2 separate regions of the Homo sapiens genome follow, and region 1 is linked to region 2. A link is a contact called in ENCODE Hi-C or POLR2A ChIA-PET data. All regions are on one chromosome and are shown on one strand. The core of a region is the stretch at or near the end of the contact, and the rest is flanking DNA. Distances in the headings are between cores, read along the strand shown.

The links. A loop is a pair of places that touch in the nucleus more often than their neighbours do. ChIA-PET counts read pairs that join two places held with the same protein, here RNA polymerase II (POLR2A). Pooled maps may share reads with other maps.
Region 1: a pooled map shows a loop between it and region 2 (2.7-fold over the local background). The contact joins two enhancer-like sites. A Hi-C loop is called at or near these places in 3 of 50 pooled maps. POLR2A ChIA-PET finds 5 or more read pairs at or near these places in 2 of 52 experiments (HEK293 and Panc1).

The regions. Positions count from the first base shown.
Region 1 is chr9:131,836,897-131,840,640 of GRCh38, reverse strand. No RefSeq gene overlaps it. Among named protein-coding and RNA genes, the nearest start is that of RAPGEF1, 99 kb to the right of the region's middle. RefSeq lists an enhancer at 2,443-2,981. Within about 2 kb of position 1,325, at least 3 of the 41 ENCODE cell types and tissues checked have a DNase peak (open chromatin) inside an H3K27ac peak, as active enhancers do.
Region 2 is chr9:132,007,408-132,010,911 of GRCh38, reverse strand. The region is part of intron 3 of MED27 (mediator complex subunit 27); the gene reads left to right. Among named protein-coding and RNA genes, the nearest start is that of MED27, 71 kb to the left of the region's middle. RefSeq lists enhancers at 3,451-3,504, 3,356-3,504. Within about 2 kb of position 1,316, at least 2 of the 41 ENCODE cell types and tissues checked have a DNase peak (open chromatin) inside an H3K27ac peak, as active enhancers do.

The DNA of each region.
Region 1 (3,744 bases), core at 76-2,575, 170 kb after region 2:
CTCTCCAGCTAGCCCACTGCTTATTATGGGGTGTGCGTGGTTATGGTGCTGAGAGGAAACACCCCGGGATGAGGCGGTATCACATAAAACATTATCCAACTTGGCCTGGTGGCCTGGCCTGCGGTGAGCTCAGTAAATGGGGAGGAAAAGGGTGGCTGTGGTGGTTGCCTGGGGTCCCAGCTTACCCTGCTGGAGGCAGTCCTGGCCCTTCCTTTCCCCTTCCTCTCCTCCCCTTCCCGCCACCTCTACCCTTAGCAGCCAGGGCGGGGCCTGTGCCTGGCTCAGCCAATCAAATGCTTCCTTCTGGTTTCGAATTTTGGGCAAATGGAGATCATTGAGAGTGCACATTTAGCTTGGCTCTGGGCTGTGGTTCCAGCTGCCCCACTGGCTGTGGCTTCCACCATTCCCTGCCTCCCCGTGGATTCCAATAGCTTCAGCTCTCCCTCCAGTTCCTCTGCTGTGTAAGACGCCAGAGCCAGTTTAGGCTGTTGCAGCCCAACGTCCTGGCTGTCTGAAAGCAAAAGGGGCACATTGGGGGCCAGCGCCCCCAGCAGGACACTGGACACACGCCTGGGGGACATACATAGCTGCCCGAGGTAGTGAGGTCCCCATCAAGAGAAGCAAACAAGCACAGGCTGGAAGCCTCCTTGACAGGAATGATACCTTGACTTAGTGCAGATGCAACAAGCCTGTTAGAGAAAAATGAGCTGCTGCTGCTGCTGCTGCTGTTTTTGTTGTTGTTACAATTGGTCACAGCTATGACGATGATTCAGCCTAAACCGCAGCACCCGCCCAGCCCCATCTTTGGTTTCCAGGCTGAGACTGAGTGTCCCTCAGGTGGAAAGAGAAGGCTGAGTCTGTTCCTGGAAGAATCTTCGTCATTTCTGTGGGACAAGTCTCCCCATGAGTTCAGGGTTGGCTCTATCCTGAACCCACCATAGGGGCCCAGCTTTCAAAATGTGTGGGTGGTTTTGTTTTCAAAGAGAGAGAAGGCGGTGGGCAGGAAGCACCATCCCAGATCTGCTGTCACCACCAGATAATCTGTTGTCATAAACCCCAGAACTTTCCATGAGGCTGCTCAAATGTGCTCGGCCTTCCCAGGCCGGTGTTACGGCCAGGCCGCCTCCTGCTTGCAGCTGGTGAGGACGGACAGGGCATGCTGTGGCCTCTGTGAGGTCGCAGGCCCAGGCGTGTGAAGGAAGAGAAGACACAGGGTCCCCATGACCTCCAGAGAGGCCTCCTCGCCCTGTCCTGGCCAGGCCTGCCCCGGAAGCACCCCTTGCGGGCAGTTAGAGCAGCGACGTCCCCGAGCGGCACCTGGTTTCCTCTCCAAGCTCAGCTGCAGCTGGGGTGGCGGCAGGACCTCGGCTGGGTCCTCACCAGCCCTGGGCCTCCCTGGCAAAGTGGGCTGTGGACGCTGGGCAGGCCAGACCCCAGACTCCTGGCTCCCTCACCCAGGCCTGGGAGTGGTTCTCAGTTTGCTCAGTGCCCCCCAGCCCCACCTGAGATCAGGTCCTTATGGCCTGGAGCCAGGGGATCTGCAGCTCCCCTCCCCTCTCCCTGCCCTCTCGAAGCCCACGGCAGAAGCACCCCCTGGGTCGGACCATGCCAGGGTGCCCTCTGGATCGGACCAGGTTCCAGCTCCTCAGACAGCGGGAGACGCCTGCTCACCTCTCCCCAGCCCCCTCTCCCTCTCCACACCCTGTCCCCTCCCTGGGAAGGCTGCACCCCTCTGTTCCCAGCCACTCACTCCCTCGAGGCCCGCTCAGTCCTCCCTGCAGTGGCCTCCCTGCCTGGGGGCTTCACTGACGGCAGCAAACGTTGCTCAGGCTCGGTGGGTGGCGCTGTGTGTTCAGCCCGGGGCCTCCGGCGTGCTGGTGTCAGCCAGCGTGGGACCTGCTCAAGGTAAGCCCTCAGGCAGTGGTGCTGAACGACTGAATGAATGAATGAATTCTGGCCTAGAAGGTGGGACGGGCATGGAGCTGCACAGCAGTGCTCCCAGGAAGACGCTAATATGGGAGGGGCTCTGGAAGGCTGAGCAGGGGCATCTGCTGAGAGCAGAACCAGAGGCTGAGGAGTGGGGAAGGGTCAGGCCGGGAGAGAGGGTGAGGTGGGCGGGGCTGAGGCCACCCGCGGATCCTTGGGGGAGCTTGGAAAAGGGGCCGTGGCTGCCCCCTCAGGACGAGCTGGGCCCCTTGGGGATGGGGGTCCGCCTGACGCCCCCCCCCCCCGCCCCAGGTCCAGCCCCGGAAGCCTGTCATCTGCACGGTGAGCTCTGATGACTGAGTCTCACTTTCCAAAGAGGCTTCCTCACCACAAGGCTCTCCTGTCCTCCCTGAAGGGACCTCTGTAGCCAGGTGTTGGCAGCGTCACCCCACGCGTCACTCAGGGCAGCTCGTAAGCCAGCAGTCCACGAATAAAACAGCGACCACCAGGAACCCTATTTATGGTCCTGATAAGTCCAGAGCCAGGCGCTGACCCAGGGCCTGCCTTGCTCCTCCCATTCCATCTGCACAGCAGCCCTGCATGGGGACGGGACTGCCGTGAGCCCACTTCCCAGAGGAGGAAACGGAGATGTCCAGGGGCAAACTCGAGTCACACTGCTGAGAAGTGAGGTCCCACGCCCTTCGAAGCAACACGGAGTGTTTAGAGAAGCTCAGGACAGTGATTGATCTAAGGTGAGGGTGGGGGATGGCAGGAGCAGAGGGGACACCCAGAGCTGAGAACAGAGCAGAGGGCTGTGTGTTTTGGGGGAGACAGCAGGAGCTGGGAACAGAGCAGAGACTTGTACATTCTGGGGGTGTCCAGGGCTTGCTTGGGAATCTTTCTCCCAGAAAAAGCTGACAGACACTCAAGATGTGCAGGCTGTTCCCGGGCTAACAGTCCGCAAGCCCAGGCACAGACTGGCAAGGTCACGATCAGCCCCAGCCCAGGCTCCCCTGGCCGGGCCAGGAAGGCAGGAGGGCAATAGAGACATGGAGCCCAGGCCCCCGCTCCCGTCCCTTCCCCAGACCCCACATGTCACGAGCAGTCTGGCTCCTTGTACTCTCCAGAATCCCTTGCCTGTCTCCAGCCCTCGGTTGTAACTCCAGAGAGGGCTGCTGCCATGTTTCACCTGAGCACCCCTGCCCTGCCTCCCAGTGGCCACTCGAGTCCCACTGCCTCTTCCCGCCATCAGCCTGCAGCAGCCACAATGCAGACAGGGGCACCGCCCAGCCTGACCTGGTCTCCGTCCTGCCAATCCCTGCCCCTGCCCCTGCTCCTGGCTATGCCCTGACGGGTCCTAGGCTGGACCTCAGATGCTCAAAGATGCCAGGCTGCTCCAGCTCCTGCTTCTCCCCAACAGGGCTCAGATCATCCAGCCCATCCCACTTTCCCACTAACTGCACATGTGTCAGACTCAAATGCACCTTCCTCCGGGAAGCAGTCCATGATTAGACACCCGCCCCCCATGGCCATCAGAGCCCATACCCCCCCATAGTAGAATTTATACCTGTTCATCTGCTCCCCCACCCCAGAACAGTGAGCACCAGGACAGGGCCTATGCCTGCCCAGCTCACGGCAGGCCCAGCTCCTCCCAAGTAAACTAACGAGGGCCTTTTTTTTGGTGGTGGAGACAGGGTCTTGCTCTGTCACCCGGGCTGGAGTGCAGTGGTGCAATCATGGCTCACTGCAGCCTTGACCTCCCAGGCTCAAGTGATCCTCCCGCCCCAGCCTCCCGAGTAGCTGGGACTACAGGCATGC
Region 2 (3,504 bases), core at 67-2,566:
ATGCTATCCCTCCCCCCTTCGCCCACCCCACAACAGGACCCGGTGTGTGATGTTCCCCCTCCTGTGTCCAAGTGTTCTCATTGTTCAATTCCCACTTACGAGTGACAACATGTGGTGTTTGGTTTTTTGTCCTTCTGATAGTTTGCTGAGAATGATGGTTTCCAGCTTCATCCATGTCCCTACAAAGGACATGAACTCATCATTTTTTATGGCTGCATAGTATTCCGTGGTGTATATGTGCCACATTTTCTTAATCCAGTCTATCATTGATGGACATTTAGGTTGGTTCCAAGTCTTTGCTATTGTGAATAGTGCCACAATAAACATATGTTTGCATGTGTCTTTATAGCAGCATGACTTATAATCCTTTGGGTATATACCCAGCAATGGGATGGCTGGGTCAAATGGTATTTCTAGTTCTAGATCCCTGAGGAATCACCACGCTGTCTTCCACAATGGTTGAACTAGTTTACAGTCCCACCAACAGTGTAAAAGTGTTCCTATTTCTCCACATCCTCTCCAGCACCTGTTGTTTCCTGACTTTTTAATGATTGCCATTCTAACTGGTGTGAGATGGTATGTCATTGTGGTTTTGATTTGCATTTCTCTGATGGCCAGTGATGATGAGCATTTTTTCATGTGTCTGTTGGCTGCGTAAATGTCTTCTTTTGAGAAGTGTCTGTTCATATCCTTCACCCACTTAAATGTTAGACCTAAAACCATAAAAACCCTAGAAGAAAACCTAGGCAATACCATTCAGGACATAGGCATGGGCAAGGACTTCATGTCTAAAACACCAGAAGCAATGGCAACAAAGCCAAAATTGACAAATGGGATCTAATTAAACTAAAGAGCTTCTGCACAGCAAAAGAAACTACCATCAGAGTGAACAGGCAACCTACAGAATGGGAGAAAATTTTTGCAATCTACTCATCTGACAAAGGGCTAATATCCAGAATCTACAAAGAACTCAAACAAATTTACAAGAAAAAACAACCCCATCAACAAAATTTTTATTATAAGCACAACATAACTATAAACTAACTTTTTGTCATTAAGAAAATCCTTTCAACCCCCTTATAAAACACCGAAATCCTCCAAGGTTGCTATGTTAATTATCTATTGCTTCATAACAGATTGCTCTAAAACTTAGTGCTTTAACAGCCATGAACATTATCTCTCACAGTTTCTGTGGATTAGGAATCCAGGAGTGGCTCGTTTGGGTGGTTCTGGCTCAGAGCCTCTTGTAAGGCTGCAGTCACCTGAGGTTTGGCTGGGATTAGGAGCTCCACTTGCAAGGTGGCTCACTCACATGGCAGGCAAGTTGGTGCTGGCCGTTGGCAGGAGATCTCGGTTCCTCTCCACCTAGGCCTCTCCGCAGGCTGCTTGAATATCCTCATGACATGGCTTCTGGCTCCTCCAGAGCCAGCAATCTAGGAGAATGAGAGCCAGGCAGCAGCCATCCTTTTTATGACCTAATCTCAGAAGACACACAGCGTCAGTTCTACCCCATTCTGTTCATTTGCAATGAGTCACGAAGTTTGACTGGCATGCAAGGGGAGGGGATGAGGCTCTCCCTTTTGAAGAAAGACGTGTCAAAGAATTTGTGGACATATTTATTTTAAAACCATCACATCGCACACAGGAACAATGGCTGAGCCTGTAAACCCCATTCACTTATTTATTCAGTAAATATTTACTCAGGGCCTACAAATGCTTGGTTCTATGCACTGTGCTGGGGATTCGGAGATGAATAAGATATAATCTTGGTTTTTGGGAAGTTCTGAGTAGAGATAGGAGCAAACAAGGAGCAGAGCATCATAGCAACATGGACCAAGTTGACTGACATGACCTTCTTCCAGTGCCTGAGAAGGCCACGGGCAGAGTGGGGAGGGAGGTCCACTTGGGGAAGCCCAGCCGCCCTTCACCAGATTTATCTGCTGCTGGCTGTGAAGGATGGGGGCCTTATTTCATTGAGAATGCTAGATGCTTTCTTGCATAGGCTTACAGGATTCTAAGGAAAGGTTTTGTTTTTAAACGGTGGAGGAAAGCAGTGAAGGGCTAGCGTCTGGGTTCCTCACACACCTTTCTCTGCAACCCTGTGCGTATTAGTGCAGTGATGGGTAGGTTTCTGCGTGGCTTGTGTTAGCAGTTGGATGGCACTAAGGCTGCTACAGCAAAACTACTAGTTCTGCCCAACTGTGCAGAGAGCACAGGCGTGGCAGGAATGCAGGAGCTGTGTACGATGTGTTTGTTTTTAAAATGCAGGGCTCTAACGGTAGTCTCTGAAGACTCAGATTCCTCCCTGAGCTCCCATAGGATGAGTGATTCATGGGATTAATGATTCATATCTTTCTCCCCCTCCAAAGAAGCTTGATAGAAGATAAAGATCTTGTTCATGATGAAAGATATTTTATCACTTGTTAGCGTTCAGAGGGCACTGATGAAGTGACCTCACTTCTAGGATTTCCAAATGCTCAAATTAAGGTTTTTGCACAAGGGGTGCTATCGTTTCCGTAAAGAGGCTGAGAGGCTGTGTCCACTGTTGCTGTGCAAACATTGTTGGGCTTCTGAGCCTCATAGGATTGGGATCAGCCTGGAGAGTGGCTATATCTTATTTAATTGATCTATGAGTTATATATTGAGATATCTATGTATTTATTGAGAGATGTAGCTGTGTTTACCTGTGTTCTATCTTAGATAGCAGCCTCGATTTTCTAATGCAGTGTTGTGTGCTTTTGTGTTAACATGGAATATTGCTTTCAATCAGTATGGCCAGGCTGAATGGCCTAGCACTCCTCTGAGTTTCAACAACTTGGCCTGATGAAATGCCAGCTTTCAGTAACAGCAGAGGTGACTGTGTTCATATCCAGCAAACCGAGATCTTATTTAGGTTTGAGGGAAAACAAATAGTTTTTCAGAAAGCTTACATTGAAAACTATTACCTCCATGCCCTGGAAGTTGTGGGGACAGGCAGTTTCTCTTGCATTATATTATCTTCCATGAAAAGATTCTGTCTGCTTGATTAAGGGCATACTTGTTTCCCGGGCTTTGTTCTCTGTGGTCCCTGGGGGTGAGCTATTCGTGCTCCAAGCTAAGAACAGCCCATCTACTTGCTGATGGATCCCTCTCACCTACTCCTGGCCTTGTCTCCATTGGTCTCCTTTTTCCGTCCTACACCATAATTATTTCCCTTTTCTCCTGATCATTCTCATTCATAGACAAAACATGCTTACCCTGAAAACTGTCTCCTGTAAGAACACACATCCATGACTGCATTCTGCCTCCCAGCTCCCACCTCGTGTCTCTCCTCTTTATAGCAAAACTCCTCCAAAGGGTGGATTATACTTGTCTCCAATTTCTCTCCCACCCCAGGCAACTACTGTTCTGATATCTATACTTATACCTTAGCTTTGCCTCTTCTGGAACTTCTGTATAAGTGGAGTCATGCAGAACATAATATTTTCCTTCTGATTTCTTCTACTCAACATGTTTTTGAGATTC